2 separate regions of the Homo sapiens genome follow, and region 2 is linked to region 1. Evidence: read pairs that join two places in POLR2A ChIA-PET (ENCODE). Cell type or tissue: Panc1. All regions are shown on one strand.

Region 1 (8,000 bases):
CAAACTTTGGACGAGACTCTCATCTGAACTAACTTGGGGAAACAATTTCTAGGTTGAAGCTGGTAACACTCATGTCTGTTGAGTGCCATAAGTTTGTTTTCAGTTATTTCCTCTAACTTGATATTAATTTGCTTTCTTTCCTCAAAAATGTAAGTAGGCATGTTGCCATTGTTGTGGCTTGCTTTGATGTATGTTTGGAAAGATGTGTGAATACTTAATTTTTATCCATTTTATGGAAATTAGCTTAGCAATTTTTTTTTCTCTTTTAAGAATCAAAATATGGATTTGATACTAGGAACAGAATCTGCTCTTTATTTCATTCCTTTTTTGTCTCTTCTGCTTCCTCTGCCCCTCCCCCAGCCACGCAGCACGGGTGCCAGTGTGCATGCGTGTGCTGGGGGCCAAATGACAGAACCCCGGTTGAAAGTCCGCTTGTAAAAGCACAAGTGAGAGGCAGCATCAGGCCCCTGGAGGGCTGTGGTCCTCGGACTCGGTTCTTTCCTGTCCCCTGGCCGTCCTGTCATCCCTGTGTGCTGCAGCATCACCACGGCCTACTTCCCAATATCCACAAAGCTTCGCCTTTGCTTTTGCACTCTCTTTTACATTTTTTTACTTCTTTCCTTTTTCTTAAGTTCGGATCCAAGTTTGTCTTCTTATCCATCACCATGCTCCCTGAAAGCCTTTTTGAGATTAAGAAATTTTCTTACCAGGAGGCAACTTTCCGTCTGTCCTAAAGGGAAGTGGGTGCTGGATTTATTAGATATTGGGTTCCTGGATTAAGATGACTTCCTCACATAGCTTGGAGTCTGCAGTTTCTCAGTTAGAAGTGTTCTATATTTCTTTTTGCTCCATTTTAGTGCGCTGTGCTTTGTATAAGTGGTCTTTCTATGGGCAGTTTCACCTTCCATGAAGGCTTATAACTCAACCACTACTACCCATTCAGAAGAGCAGAAAGCATCTGCTGTGTGAGCGTTCATATGTTACCTAATGTGTATTTTGCTGTCGTCTCAGCTGATAGATGTCAGTGAGTCTTTCTGACTAGGTTTATTGGTGTTGATAAGAAATTAAAAAAAGGATTCATAACGTGGTGATTGTGTCTATCATGTATATTTTAAATTTCTGAACGTACTTTCATTTAGCTGTTTTTCTTTGCTTTCTAAAGATGTATAACAATCATGTATATGTATTATATTGAAGAATAAACATGGACCTTATTTATCTTTTGATTAATGGGCTCAATCATTCAAAGACATTGCAGTAGTCTGTTCTCGCATTGCTATGAAGAACTACCTGAGATTGGGTAATTTATGAAGAAAAGAAGTTTAATCGGCTCATGGTTCTGCCAGCTGTCCAGGCTTCTGCTTCTGAGGAGGCCTCAGGAAACTTGCAACTCCATAGAAGAAGGTGAAGGGGAAGCAGGCACTGTCTTCACATGGCCAGAGCAGAAGAGAGAGAGAGAGAGACAGACAGCGAAGGGGGAGGTGCTGCACACTTTCAAACCACCAGATCTCATGAGAACTCACTCATTACACACTTTCAAACCACCAGATCTCGTGAGAACTCACTCATGACACACTTTGAAACCACCAGATCTCGTGAGAACTCACTCATCACAAGAACAGTAAGGGGGAAATCCACCCCCATGATGCAGTCACCTCCCACCAGGCCCCTCCTCCGACAATGGGGATTACAATTCAACATGAGATTGGGCAGGGACACAGAGCCAAACCATATCAGACGTGGACTTGGCAAATACAATGCAAACTCCTTTACTTCAGGTCTAACATGTCAATTCCTGTGACATTCAGAACCCAAGCTACCTAAAAGAGCCTCACACTTATAGGGGCCCCAGCGCAGTCCACGGTGACACTGGCCAGCCACGTCGGGGAAAAACAACTCTCCCATTTGAAAACATGGTGGTTCCAATGTACCAAGACAAGGTTCAGGGTGTTTTTTTTCCCCTATTAATACAAAAATATTGACTGAGATTTATGTAAAGTGTCTAGTTTCAGAGGGTGTTTAATAAATTATTAAGGCAATTAGTAGCAATTCAACCCTATTCATGTCCGTTAGTGATTATTCCTTAAGCACTGAAAAGTGTCTGCTTCCAAAGTCCCAACACTGAAGGACCTCAGTATAAAGCGGCCACCACAGGCCACAGGATCACTTTCTGGGCCTGTTTCTTGTCTGGAGACGGGACTGTTCTGTCCCAGGCCTGCATGTGAGTCTGTGGTTGACACCTGGATCTAGGCCAACGCTCCTCTCTCAGCCCAGCAGTGGTCAGCTCTCCCAGCGGCAACAAGACCCCCCACCCTGGTGGGGCTTGAGGCAGGCCCACTGGATTTTCCATTGCCCATGTTGCAAGCAGTGGGGAGGGATGGAGCTTTGTGTTCTCACATGAAGCAATCTCGTCTTGAATCTAGTCTTTTCCCACTCAAACTTCTAGGTGAGGCATTCTGACATCTTCCCCAAAGTGAGGAAACCTTCTTGGCCCTCCCTCCATTATTGGTGCAGTTCTAGCAGATGACCACACCCTTTCTCGGGAACAGATTCTCAGTGCTGGAGTTTCAGAGCCTGCGACTCAGAGAGAAGGGTCAGCCATCTTCTTCCTCCCTGGCCCTTCTTGGCCTCTCCCGGGGTAAGGTGCATTGCAGGGGGTCTCCCTCACCATGCCCACAGAGGGAGGCGCTGAACCCCTTCACCACTCGCCTCCCCACTCCCCATTTGGAAAGGGGACACCAGTCCCACCCCATGATCCGGAGCCATTAGGAAGACTGGTTCTCGGTCCTCGCCCTTCAGTCATTCCTCTCTCCCACTCCTAATTTAGGGTTTCCCTGAGAGCTTGTAATCAGCGCTCTCCAAACAGCACTGTGGGGACATAGGATCTCATGAAAGATACTCATCTGAATTTGGCTGGCTCAGGACCTCAGAGCTCACATGGTTATTACTAGAGACCTCCAAAATATTCTAATACAAGTCTAGCATCCAGTGTGTCAGAGAGAATGGGCTCTTCTGGCAGGATACACTCCCACCCCCTGGGCACCTCCCTGGCCACTTTCCCAGTCCACCCTGACAGACACAGCCCCCCCCGACAAGGGTGCAGCTTCCTGGCATCCCCCAAGAGGCTGGCCCTCAAGGGAGCAGCGATGCTGTATTTCCTGGAGTCCCTGTCAGGCTAATGCTGCATGCATAAGCCAGGCAGAAGCGCAGAGGTGCCCACCACTCAGCCTTGCTCAGACAGACTCAGGTCAACTGTCTATCACAACTATTAGAATCTTCTCCGGAGCCATGGGAAGTGAAGGCAACAGATCTCCCCCCAGCCCCCACCATCTGCCTGCTAGGTGGTGTTTGGTACAATGAGGGCAAGGTTGAATTCTGCCAGGCTGACTTCTGCCACACACCCAAATGATGAGTAGTCAGGACAGCCACAGTTAGACAAACTGTTGGGGGAGCCTAGTGAAGCCTCCGCTCTCTGGCCTTTTAGCCCCCTCTGACAGCATCTTGCATGAAAGGTTGACTCCTGCCTTGTGCACTCAGGAGACCATGTTTTTCTCAGTCACCAGTTCACAGTTCATGGCTGGGTCAGTCCTGATGATATCCTACACTCTCTTTTCATATTCTACTAAATTATACTAGGATATTATTTATCAAATCACTAATAGCTACTGATGTTTAAGTACTTTACTATGTTTCTAAGCTCTTTCTCCATGTTACCTCCTTTAATACTAACAAGCCAGCGAGACAGTTAAACCCAATTTACAAATAAGCCCCTGATAGTGAAGTTGAGTAACAGACCCAAGGACATATAGCAAATCAGTAGAGGAACTGCAATTTTCATCCGGTGAGTCTGACCCGAAAGCTCATGCCCTTTACCCACAGGAACAGTCTCTCACACTTCAATGTGCGTAAGAATCACCTGTGGATCTTGCTAATGAAAAGATTCTGATTCAGAAGTTCTGGGCGGGGCCTCAGACTCTTCCTTTTTAATAAGCTCCAGGTGACACAGCTCTGGCAATATCTGTTCTGAGTGAAGCTTGCAATTCTGATCACAAAGTCCAGCTACCTGTCTAGTAGGATCAGATGACAGCATCCCCTATAAATGGCTGGACATAGGACTCCATGGAATTCTAAGGCCTGGGACCTCTCCCAAGACCATAGGCTCCCGAGCTTGCCAGATTCTTATTATATTAAAATTATGTTATTATTATTATTACATTTTTATTATTCATTTCAGGGTGCAGGTATCTGTACAACATTTCTAGTGCATTCAAACACTTTAAACTCTATTAATATTTCACAAATTTTAAAAAACTTATTTTTTATAATTTTCCAGTGTTAGACATAAGGAGAGAAGATGAGATTGTAAAACCCAGTCTGCTTATGCTAATTTTAGATGCTACCTACCAGCTGCTGGAGTGTACCTTCTTGATGAAGTTGACATTCTTTAAATGCTAACTAACTTCTGTGCCAGAGCATTTTATAACAAACCATGGACAAACTCATCCTGTTTGCCACAGCACCTCGCACAATCCTTCCTGAAAAAAGCTCTTCAGCTCTGCCTTTGGCCCCTCAGGTAGCGGGTTGAGGAACACACAAGTCCCTGAGAATGGGCCACACATCTCTTTGCTCTTCTTTCACTCCCGTGAAGGCTTGTTCCCCCAAAATACACATCTCAGAAAGCCCATCAGGCCTGTCTGAATCCCTGCCCTTTACCTATAGTGCCTGTCTGCTTTCTAGAGTCAGCTGGCACCCATGAGTCACCACAGAACCATTCCATACGAGCACTTGCTGTCATTCTTAACAGTCTGATGATGCAGGCCCCTCAAGCAGCTATGAAGCAGCAAGGAAGGATCTAGGGCCATGCCCATCCCTTCCAGAGGACTGGCCCTTCTGAGTTCCCATTTCTCTTAAAACTAAGATCTCACGATTTTCTGTGGAGAGCTGAACTAGTGATGAGCAAATACCCTCCTCAAGTAACCGTCTGGCTCCTTCTTCTCCATCCCTCATCCCCCATTTCGTTGTTGGGGGCCCTGGCTGGGATACACTCATACTTCATAGATCTCACTGGACTTCATCATTGGTGTACTGGACTGCTGTGTTTTTCTTCTCCAGTCTCCTCCACACTGATGATCTTTTTATTTTTAAAAGACAAATCTAATCAGATAACTTTAAAGGTCAGAAACTTAGGCTCAAAAAATGTTGAATTTCTTAGCGTCATGTTTAAGATGCCTGTTCATGCAGCTGGCCTTACTTTTCAATGTCATTTGCCAGATGTTTCCCATCCTGCTCCACACTAAAGACACAGGAATGATGTCCTAGGCCTCCAGCAGGGTCCTAATACGGCATCCCTAGCCCAAGTTGGCCTACAGATGTGGATCTTTTCGGACACCATGACTGCTGAAATTTCGGATTTGAATGCCTTTAGAATATTCAGGCACTAACAAAGGCTTCGGAACAATTTGTAGTGTTATTTCTCTTTATCACAACTAGTGCCAACAAAGACCGTGACTGAGACAGGAGGATCCATTTCCCAGATGGCTCGCTTGCATAGCTGGCAAATTGATGCTGAGGTGGTTGGCAGGAGGCCTCCCTTCCTCACCAGGTGGACCTCTCCATAGGGCTGATCGTGTGACAGCTGGCTTCTCAGAATGAGTGATCGAGGAGAGAGTAAGACAGGAATCTCCACGTTTTTATGTCCTAACCCCAAGCAGCCGTCACACTCTCTGATTTCCATGATGCCCTATTCAGTGTGGGAGGGGACTATACAAGGTACGAAAAACAGGAAGTGAGAATCACTGGGGACTACTTTGTAGGTCAGTGATCATTGTCTATCCCCAGCTCCCCAATGACACATGTCCTTCTCCATGCAAGGCACGGTCACCCACTCCTGGATCCACCCTCTGGACTCTCGCTTTCACCTTCTGAGTCATTCTCCCTTTTCCATGAAGGCTAGTCTCTGCATGTGGCAGTGTAGGTTTCTCAACTTACTTCCTGCTGGTGGAATAGTTTGGGAGGACAAAGGCCTCTTTTCTCTTTGTGGTTGTTGCCTGTGTCAGTCCAAACTGGTGGTGCTTCAAGCAATGTAAATCAAAACTTTCTAGACCTCCTGCGAATTTTACTGAGGTTCACTTCATTAGAGAAGGACTGCACTCACCATTCAAGATAAGCTCTTCTTTACCTTGGACTTCTGCTGGGCCTGTTGAGGGCCAACACCCTTAAACACCTTGGAAGCCCTATTGTTTGACTGAATAATTCTCTAATGCACTGTCTTGAATATTTCTGAAGTCTTAACAAATAATTTTAAATTCTTGGCTTCATGTTTAGACCATGTTTTCTTTAGCGTGTCCTGGATTTGATCTTTACCTGGAAGTCATTTCTTAATTGTACCATCATTTGTTGTCCCTAGAGGTTGGAATTTTTTTTAAATATATTTTTTCTTTAAAAGTCCTTCCTTTAGTTTATCTCTTTCTTCTCACATTTTATTATAAGCAGCAAAAAGAAACCTGGAAGAGTTTCAGCACTCTCTGGAAACATCCTTAGTTAGATCACACAATTAATTAGGTAAATTTTCTACTTTCTCTATTATTGCAGATGACAGTGTTGCTAAACTTTCTACCACCAATATAACAAAAATCTTTTTTCTGCAGTTTCAAATAAAATTTTCTTTACTTTTCTTCAAACTCTCACTCACAACCTCCTCAAAGATCATTAAGATGTCATGAAACACTCTTCAAGCCTCTTCAAGCTTTCACTAATACTTTTCTCAAAGTCTTTCCAGCTTATTTCCACAGCCTAGTTCCAATGTCTCTCCCACCTTTTAGGTTTTTGTTATGGTGGTACTCTTCTGAGTATTGTCAAATCCTGACAACATCAGTACAATAGTCTTGTTTATAATTCTCAAGCTTTATACATCCTCTTCTCTTTGTCTAAAATATTTTCCACTAATCTTACCTGACAAACACCAAAATCGCACCATCCTTCCCAACCCGGGGTAAAGTCCTGATGTCCTTATCCATCTCCTATTAATATAGGTTACTTTAATAGCATTTGTCACATTATTTTCTAACATTATGCTTTTTAATTTTGTCCTGGCTTCCCTCCCCACCATAAATTCTTTGAGTACAGAAATTGGGGTATTATTTTTGGCATATTCATCCGTTTTCCCCCCAAGTCTCAACAGAGACATTCTTTGAGTGCATATCTTTATTTTGCTGAATTTGAAATGAGAACATTTCAACACTACTAGCAAGACTTATTGAATAAACTTCCAAACTGTTTAGAATTATTTTTTCTTTTGATTTAGACATTTTTGTTCTTTCCACGTCTCATCAGGTGATTGATAACAAAAGTACAGAATGTTATGAATAATGTTTTGTTTTCCATGTGTATCCACAATTTTAAAATAGTTCCTTTATATACATATGCTTTAAAATACATCAACTTGAGAACAACCTAACATGAAAATTCATAATTCTTGCTAATTAATGTCTGAACTTTCCCCCCCCCTCAATTATTTCACACACCTGTTCACAGTAAATTTTCTCAGCAATTTTCATATCATATTAATACTACCCAGAACTTGGACGCACACCTGAAGTTTTTCTGAATTTTAATTATTTTCAAATTAATTTTAATATTCTGGATAATTTCAAGCTAACCCATATGTTTAATAAAATTGAACTTTATATTTCAAAAAATGATGAAGTATTCCTAAGGTTTCAAAAGATCATGTATGGTCTGCTTTTAGAAATGCTTTTAAAATAGTTTAAAAAAAAATTCTTTCACCTTCCTATTTGTCCCAAATCTTATTGTTTCATGATTAACTTAGCAGCTTGTCTTGTGTGCAGTAGCTCACAGATTTCCAAGATGAAACATGGTTTTCGCTACCCTGCCAAACCTACCTTCTGCCAACTTCCCTTAAGTCAGATTCCACGGTCTGGGTCACTCTTCTGCTGCAACAGTTTTCACTTTCCTTCTGCCTCACTCAACAGTTCTATCAC
Region 2 (8,000 bases), 270 kb after region 1:
ATTCAGGTCACCAGGGGAGTCTTGTCAAGATACAGATTCTGATCCTGTGGGTCTGGGCTGAGGCCTGAGCCTCAGCCTTTCTGACAAGCTCCCAGGAGATGCAGAGGTTGCGGGTCTTAGACCACACTTGGAGGAACCAGATGCAGTGTTGCACCCCTCTTCTATGTCCACGAAGTGTCCACAAGTGAGAGAAGGCCGAGTACAGAAAAAAGGAGAAGGAGGAAGACCAGTTTTTCCCTTCTGCAAAATGTTGTTCTGTCCCCTGATGCAGGGGTCCCCAACCCCTGGGCCGAAGACCGGTACCAGTCCATTGCCTGTTAGGAACCAGGCCACAGAGCAGGAGGTGAGCAGTGGACAAACATTACCACCTGAACTCCTGTCAGATCAGCGGTGGCATTAGATTCTCATCGGAGCTGGAACCCTATTGTGAACTGTGCATGGGAGGGATCCGGGTTGCACGCTCCTTATGAGAATCTAATGCCTGATGATCTGAGGTGGAACAGTTTAATCCTGAAACCAATCTATGAAAAACTGTCTTCCACAAAACCAGTCTCCACGGTCAAAAAGTTTAGGGACCACTGCCCTAATGTATACCTGACAATCAAGAAACCCACAGCCAAGAGCTTTGCTCCCATGAAAGCTCTTAACCAGCAACTAAATTCAGTTTCCATGTATCTGTCAGAGATCTTTTCCAGAACACTTGGGCCTCAACAGACTGGCCCAATTTTGCACTTTAGGAAATCAGCCTCCAGGAGTAAGAACTGGTACAACTCCCTTCCCCAAGATGAAACCCGAGGACACAGTGATAGTCACAACTGGGTCAGCCCAAAAGCTTGCATGTGGTCTGCCACACACACACTGGGAGAAAGCGAATGCTGCCTCCTTTAAGGACACCTCAGGGGCATCCAAGGTCATCCACGACAGCCTGATATGGGCCTTTCAGCTCATGACTTTCACCTGGGATTGGTTCTCATTTCTAAGTGGCACTTCCTCCCCCGTGGAGCTTTCTGGGGACACTTCATGGAAGGTGCGTTTTATTTTCATGGAGAGCATCGGGGTGAGTCTTGAGAGTGAGGTTAGGACTCTCAAGAGGGACATGGCAGGGATGTCTGGTGGCAGCTGAAGCTTCAGCCCCACACACAGGACCAGAAGTAACTCGGAGCACAGCCATATGCCAGGCCCGCCAGGAGCCAACACTGCCCCTCCTGCCCTCCTTTCCTGCATTTGGTTCCCTCCCTCTCTGTGGGCATCCTCCCTCTTCCCTACACCCAGAACGTGGAACTGGGAAGTGCCCGGCACAGACCCCATGCCCTCGTCCTTGGCATGAGCTCACCCTTCTTAAAGAAAACATGCAGTGCAGTGACCACCACTAAAAAGCATGGTGAAGACTGGGCAAGAGACATGATGTTTTCATCCTGAGTTTCCTCAGCCTGTTGCTGGAAACTTTAGGGAGTGATTCTTCCATGAAATCATCATCCATTCATTCAGCAAATACTGAGGACCTACTAGGCAGGAGGCACTTTGCTAGGCCTGGGGCTATGGAGATGAGTGTAACACAGTCCCTGGGCCTAAAGAATTTAGCATGTAGAGGGGGACAAACAGGGAGTAAACAGCGATGGCACATTCTCATAAGTGCCGTGAGAAAGGCATGTTCAGAGCAGAGAGGAGCTGGACGAGAGGGCACCCACAGTCACTGAGCACTCACTCTGTGCCAGACACTTTACATCCATTTCTTTGATGCTTTCCAATATTGTTCACATCACTGCTCATCTGGAAAATGAGAATAGCCCTGAGACCAAATGAGGTAAGCTCAGGAGGCCTCTCTTAGCTGGAGGCCCCCTGCCCCGGCTCCAGCCCATCTCAGCAATCCTAACCCATCCTCAGGTATGCTACTGTCCCATACAGCCAGGGAGGGATGAGTTACGTTACACCATCAACTCCTCACAACTCTAAAAATGGTGAAAGAAGGCTGCATGAGTGTAAGCAGCTGGTTCAAGCTGTCCCCGTTCATGAGAAATGAGATTGAGATGCCGACCCAGGCTTGTTCCACAGTAACAGGGTTCCCCGTTGCATTGCCCCCAGCTCTGCCTTGCTTGAGGAGTGGACACCAGGAAAGGGATCTGGACAAGGAGTTTCGCTGCAGGAGAAGGAAAGAGCAGAGATTTCCAAGCATAAGAAACAGCACGTGCAAACACACAGCAACATCAAACAAGTTTTTCCATATCCCAGATTAAGAACTGTGGAATAGTATTCATTTATGTGTGACAAGAATAAAAGGAAATTGTTTTGCTGAGATGGCTTAAAACCTGGATGACGGGTTGATAGGTGCAGCAAGACCCCATGGCGCATGTATGCCTATGTAACAAACACGCACATTCTGCACAACATGTATCCAAAACTTAAAGTAAAATTTACAAAAAGGAAATTATTGCAACACAGTTACTAATAATTGCTTCCCTCTTCACCTTTTAAATAGAAAGGACACTTTGCTCAGGCAGGTTAGCTTTTCAGTTCTGTTCCACTGACTAACAGATGGATTGGAGCATGTCAGATGCTGAAGGGCAGGCCTAATCCAGGTGAGATGGGTAGGTCAGGGGAGGGAAGGAGGAGAGTTTAGCAGGTGGGAACAGAGGAAGAATCATGGGGAACTGGAAGGGCACTGAGAAAGAGAGGGAGAAGTAGCCACAGAGGCTCTTGAAGAGATGTGGGGAGGTTTTGCAGGGTTCTTGTGTGTTGAACAGTCAAGAGACCCTCAGCCAAGGCCTAGCAGAGCCGTTCTGGGTGTTTAGATGTCCATGCTTGTTTCTCTGAGCCATATCACCGTGCTGAAAATGGCCTGGGGGCAAGTCTGTACACTTGAGTTGTACATTTGATCCACAAACTTGCTTTGGAGATCCTACTCCGTCCAACTGCGGTGCTGAGCAGCAGGAATACAGCCCTGTCATCCATGTGCTTCCGGTGAATCCAGGGCACAGACAACCAGCAGGTGCTCTGATGACAGGGTGAGGCCTTTCAGACAAAAGGGACAGCACACGGAATTATTCTTGACTCTTTCTGTGCTCACAGTCCACATCCAGTCCGTCCATGAACTATGAAGCTGTTTCCACTTTGGGGCCATGATGAATAACGCTCCTGTGAACACGAGTTTTTTGTGATGTGATGTTTTCACTTTTCCCGGGTGTGCAGCTACGAGTGGAGTTACTGGGTCACATGGTGCCTCTGTGATCTGTCTGCACATACTCCATATTTTACTTATTAATTTTAGTTCTATCCTATCCTGTTTTCTCACCTTTGCTAAAACGCAAACCTCATGAAGGCAGCAAATTGTTTTCTGTTTTGTTTGCTGCTATATCTCCAGTGCTTAGAAAATAAGTCCTCAGTAAATATTTCTGGAATAAATGACTGAATAAATGTACAGAGGCCTGAGGGTGAAACATCCTTTTGTATTCAGGAAGCTGCAAGTCACTCAGGATGACTGGATTGTAAGATACAGGGGCTTAAAGGGCAATGCTGAGGTTGTGCATAGGGAACAGGTGAACTTACCAAGAACCATGGGCCTTAGGCATGCTCTCTTAACCAGGAGAGCAACCAGATCCATGGGGGCAATTTGTGTTGCAGGTTGTGGGATTCCAGCTCAAGTTAGCCTAAGCAAAAGAGGGATTCTATTGGTTCCCAAGACTTAAGTTCAAGGTAAGCAGTTGCTTCACCCCCTGTGAGATCCAGAGATGAAGATGATTCTCTTTCTCCCTCCTCTTCCCTTTCTCTTTCTCTCAGTCCCTTCTTTTCTCTCCCTCTCTCCTGTGGCCCCTCCTCCACTTTCCACTTTCCTGAATTCATTTGATTCCTGCCTGAGTTCTCTCCTCGCAGTGGCAAAATGGTCAGTGGAAGTTCCAGGCTTTCATCACCCCTTCAGCCTCCAGCACACCCAGAAAAACCAGGGTGCCCACTCTTTCCCCCACATCCGTGGGCATCTCCCGGAAGGTCTTTGATGAACCCCAGTTAGGTCTGAATCTTGTGCTGGATGAGTCACAGGGACACTATCCAGCCACAGTGGCTGGTCCCAGTAGTTGAGGGACCCTGAGAATTGTGTGGAATGTGGTGATGGGGAGTGTGCATGCGGGTGCACACATATAGGGTATTTGTGTGTGTGCACCGTGTACATGCAGGGGTGTATGTGTGTATGTGTATTAGGGTCTGGGTGTGGGTGTGGGGTGTGTTCAGGGAGTGTGCATACACGCATGGGTGCCTGGGTATGTGCACGTGTTTGTGTGTACGTGGAGTGTGTGTTTGTGTGTGCATGGTGTGTGTGCATATGTATGCACTGGTATGTGTGCATACATGGGGTGTGTGTGCATATGTGGAGGTGTAGGTATGTGGGGAGTGTGTAGGTGTACATGTATGAGTGCATGTGCGTGTGTGTGAAGGTGTGTGTGTGTGTGTGTGTGTGTGTGTGTAGCAGTGGGGTTGGGGAGGAGACAGTCTCCAGAAGGAAAGTGGGGGCCTATTAGCAGCAGTGTAGGGATGGGGAGCTGGGCAGTCAAACCCTTCGAGTCCTGATGCAGAACCTAATCAGAGCTGTGTGGCTGATGGATGAAATGACAACTCAGCACGGATGGTGGCGAGGAGATGTGCAGAGGGACATTAAGAATGGGAGCACCTAGTGACAGATGACACATAAAACATGGCCCAAGCAACTCCTGGGGAGCTGGCTGAAGGGACTTGATGTGGCCCGATATCACAGAGTGAACTAAAGAATAATGGAATAGAAGCAGATCTTGTTGAATGGCTTTGGTTTCCTGGTTTTGTTAACACATATTCTGACTTACTTTCAATTTAAGTCGAAAGGACCTGCCTGAAAACTGTGATCAGTAAACAGCCTGGTCATCAGAGCCGCTGTAAAGGGACCGAAGACACACAGTCCCTTTCTCTTTGAGGCTCGAGCACTAACCCAGAAACTGGAGAGGGCATCCAACAACACAAAGTTCCCTTTAATACATATGCACATATTTTAGTGTATATGTATATATGTAATAAAGTGGAATGCAGAAAGCAGGTATTTACATACGCACATATTTTAGTGTATGTGTACATACGTAATAAAGTGGAACGCAGAAAGCAGGTATTTACATACGCACATATTTTAGTGTATGTGTATATACGTAATAAAGTGGAATGCAGAAAGCAGGTATTTACATACGCACATATTTTAGTGTATGTGTACATACGTAATAAAGTGGAAAGCAGAAAGCAGGTATTTACATACGCACATATTTTAGTGTATGTGTATATACGTAATAAAGTGGAATGCAGAAAGCAGGTATTTACATACGCACATATTTTAGTGTATGTGTATATACGTAATAAAGTGGAATGCAGAAAGCAGGTATTTACATATGCACATATTTTAGTGTATGTGTACATACGTAATAAAGTGGAATGCAGAAAGCAGGTATTTACATACGCACATATTTTAGTGTATATGTATATACGTAATAAAGTGGAATGCAGAAAGCAGGTATTGTCTCAAATTCAGAATGGTTACAATTGATCATTTTTTCAGTTAATAGGTAAAGTTGTTCTGGAGTACATGGGATAATGAAATATGTATAAAACAAATAGGAATGGGTTGGCAAAAACCAACCCAGTGAGGAGATAAGCACTGATGACATTAAGATGAGTAATTTATACCCAAGGCTGAGTAATTTATAAAGAAAAAGTGGTTTAATGGACTCACAGTTCCATGTGGCTGAGGAGGCCTCACAATCATGGCAGAAGGCGAAAGCATGTCTTACATGGAGGCAGACAAGACAGAATGAGAGCCAAGCAAAATGGGTTTCCCCTTATAAAACTGTCAGATCTTGTGAGACTTATTCACTACCACAAGAACGATATGGGGGAAACCACCCCCATGACTCAATTACCTCCCACCGGGCCCCTCCCACAACAGGTGGGAATTATGGGAGCTACAATTCAAGATGAGATTTGGGTGGGGACACGGCCAAACCATATCAGGTAGGTAGGTAGGTAGGTAGATAGGTAGATAGACAGATGATAGATAGATAGATGATAGATAGATAGATAGATAGATAGACCAATAGATAGATAATTAGTTTTCTGTAGTTACTGTAACAGAGTATCATAAACTGGGTGGCTTAAAACAACAGAAATCTATTCTCTCACAGTTCTGGAGCTAGAAATCAGAAATTCAGGTATCCACAGGACCACACTCCCCCAGAGCAGAGGCTCTAGGGGAGAATCCGTTCCTCCCCTCTTTCAGTTTCTGGTGGCTCTGGTGTTCCTTTGCTTGTGGCCACATCACTCCAATCTCCACTTCCGTAGCCATGTTCCTGCTTCCTCTTCTCTCTGTCTCTCCTCCAAGTGTCTCTTATAAGGACACTTGTCAATGGATTCAGGACCCACCCACCTAATCCAGGATGGTCTTCTCATCTTGAGATCCTTCCCCTGATTATGTCAGCAAAGACCCTCCTTCCTGAGAAAGTCACATTCAGAGGTTCCAGGGATCAGGATGTGGACATATCCTTCTGGGGAGTAGCCATTCAGCCCACCACAGGTAGACAGACACTAGATATGCCTCCTATTCATATATTAGATTTTATTACATTGCACTCTGTCCAGTTTTATTTTTCCCTTCTCTTAGTTTTGTAACTACTGCAACTTAAGCAACTGTGAGTTGCCTGGGTTCATTTTACCATATCATTTTGCGTCACAAGCTCACAAAAGACTACACTTTTGAAAAAATGATTGTCAAACCAGATGTGAGAACCTCACATGAGACACCCTATAATTCAAACCATGAGCCCTGCAGGCTGTGTTTCAAGAAGGACAGTCCTATAATAAAAATATTGTGTGTATTTCCCCTCGGCCTTCTACAGGTTCAGGTGCACGAAGACCTTGACACCTATGAGCCAAAAAGTTCCGGAACCTATTTGGGTGGACGTAGAGTGAGTACTTGCTTGAAATCTGTCTTTCTGCCAAGAAATAGTCACCATGCCCACAGCCCCAAAAGCATGTGGTTCTAGGTCACAGCCTGTCACATAAGGCATGTCTGTGGAAAACAGATTTTTACGAGTATCCCATTTCTTTAATCTTCCTTTCCTCCTTGTTGAAAAAAACTAAAAAAAGAAAGAAAAGTAATGTGTTTGTGCCAGTGGGAGAAGAATATTGATATTTTTTTCTGTTTAATTTCCAAAACGCAAAGTGCCTAAATAAAACTTGTGATTCTCTTTGCATCCCAGATTGGTTAGGGCGGAAGTTTGTTTCAATGAAAGTGTATTAAATAGTGGCTTAGTTGGCAGAAGGCAGCAAACCCAGAAGAAAGGGAAGAACATAAAAAGCACTGGAAAAGTAAGTGAAAAGTTTTTCTTTTTAAGTTTGTAGTAGGATAATATTTAAATATACAGGAGTTAAGTATAGTAAATATGTTTTTCATTTTAATTGATCAAACATCTCTCTTCATTGGTAACATATCCTCTTTCTTTCACTCAATGAAAATTCTGACTTGAGTTATAAAATAGCTAGTCATGATTTTTATTGCCATAGCTAGCCATATTTACGTCAATGTGCCACAATAAAACAGAGAGAAACGGTCATTTTTATGTGTAAAGAGAGTGAGCTTAAGCCATGTACCTCTCTCTGGCCACATTAGCATGCACTCGGCACAGCTACAGGGGCCTTACACGGCCCTCCTTGCACGGGAGACTCTAACATCTGGCTTACGTCTGTTTGGTCGGAAAAGTTTCTGTTTCATTTTATTTTTCACTTTATGCTGATACTTTTTGGCTTTTCCAAAAGTATTCTTGGGTTTTTAAAATATATATAGTATGGCCTCAAGTAGTTCCATATTTATTCATACACTGATGTAGCCAAGTTACATGAAGAGTGAAGGAAATGCTTCAAGAGAAAACCGCATCTTACCTCTCGTTTTTTTACTGAATATTTTGGACAAAGAGAATTTTTTTATACCAAGAACTGTATAAGTA

The links. ChIA-PET counts read pairs that join two places held together with the same protein. Peaks named below come from ENCODE experiments on the same cell type or tissue, not always from the same donor. Only the 100,000 strongest peaks of a DNase experiment are listed, where the experiment ranks them.
Region 2: POLR2A ChIA-PET joins it to region 1 with 5 read pairs; 2 of 35 experiments call an interaction of 5 or more read pairs at or near these places.

Annotation. Positions count from the first base shown.
Region 1 is chr6:2,656,855-2,664,854 of GRCh38, reverse strand. It overlaps MYLK4 (myosin light chain kinase family member 4), which reads left to right. Exons shown (of 13, transcript NM_001012418.5): 13 at 1-1,218. Among named protein-coding and RNA genes, the nearest start is that of LINC01600, 26 kb to the right of the region's middle. In Panc1, no CTCF peak of the experiment used is centred here; a DNase peak (open chromatin) is centred at 4,734.
Region 2 is chr6:2,385,427-2,393,426 of GRCh38, reverse strand. All of the region lies in intron 4 of GMDS-DT (GMDS divergent transcript), which reads right to left. Among named protein-coding and RNA genes, the nearest start is that of GMDS-DT, 140 kb to the right of the region's middle. In Panc1, no CTCF peak of the experiment used is centred here; no DNase peak of the experiment used is centred here.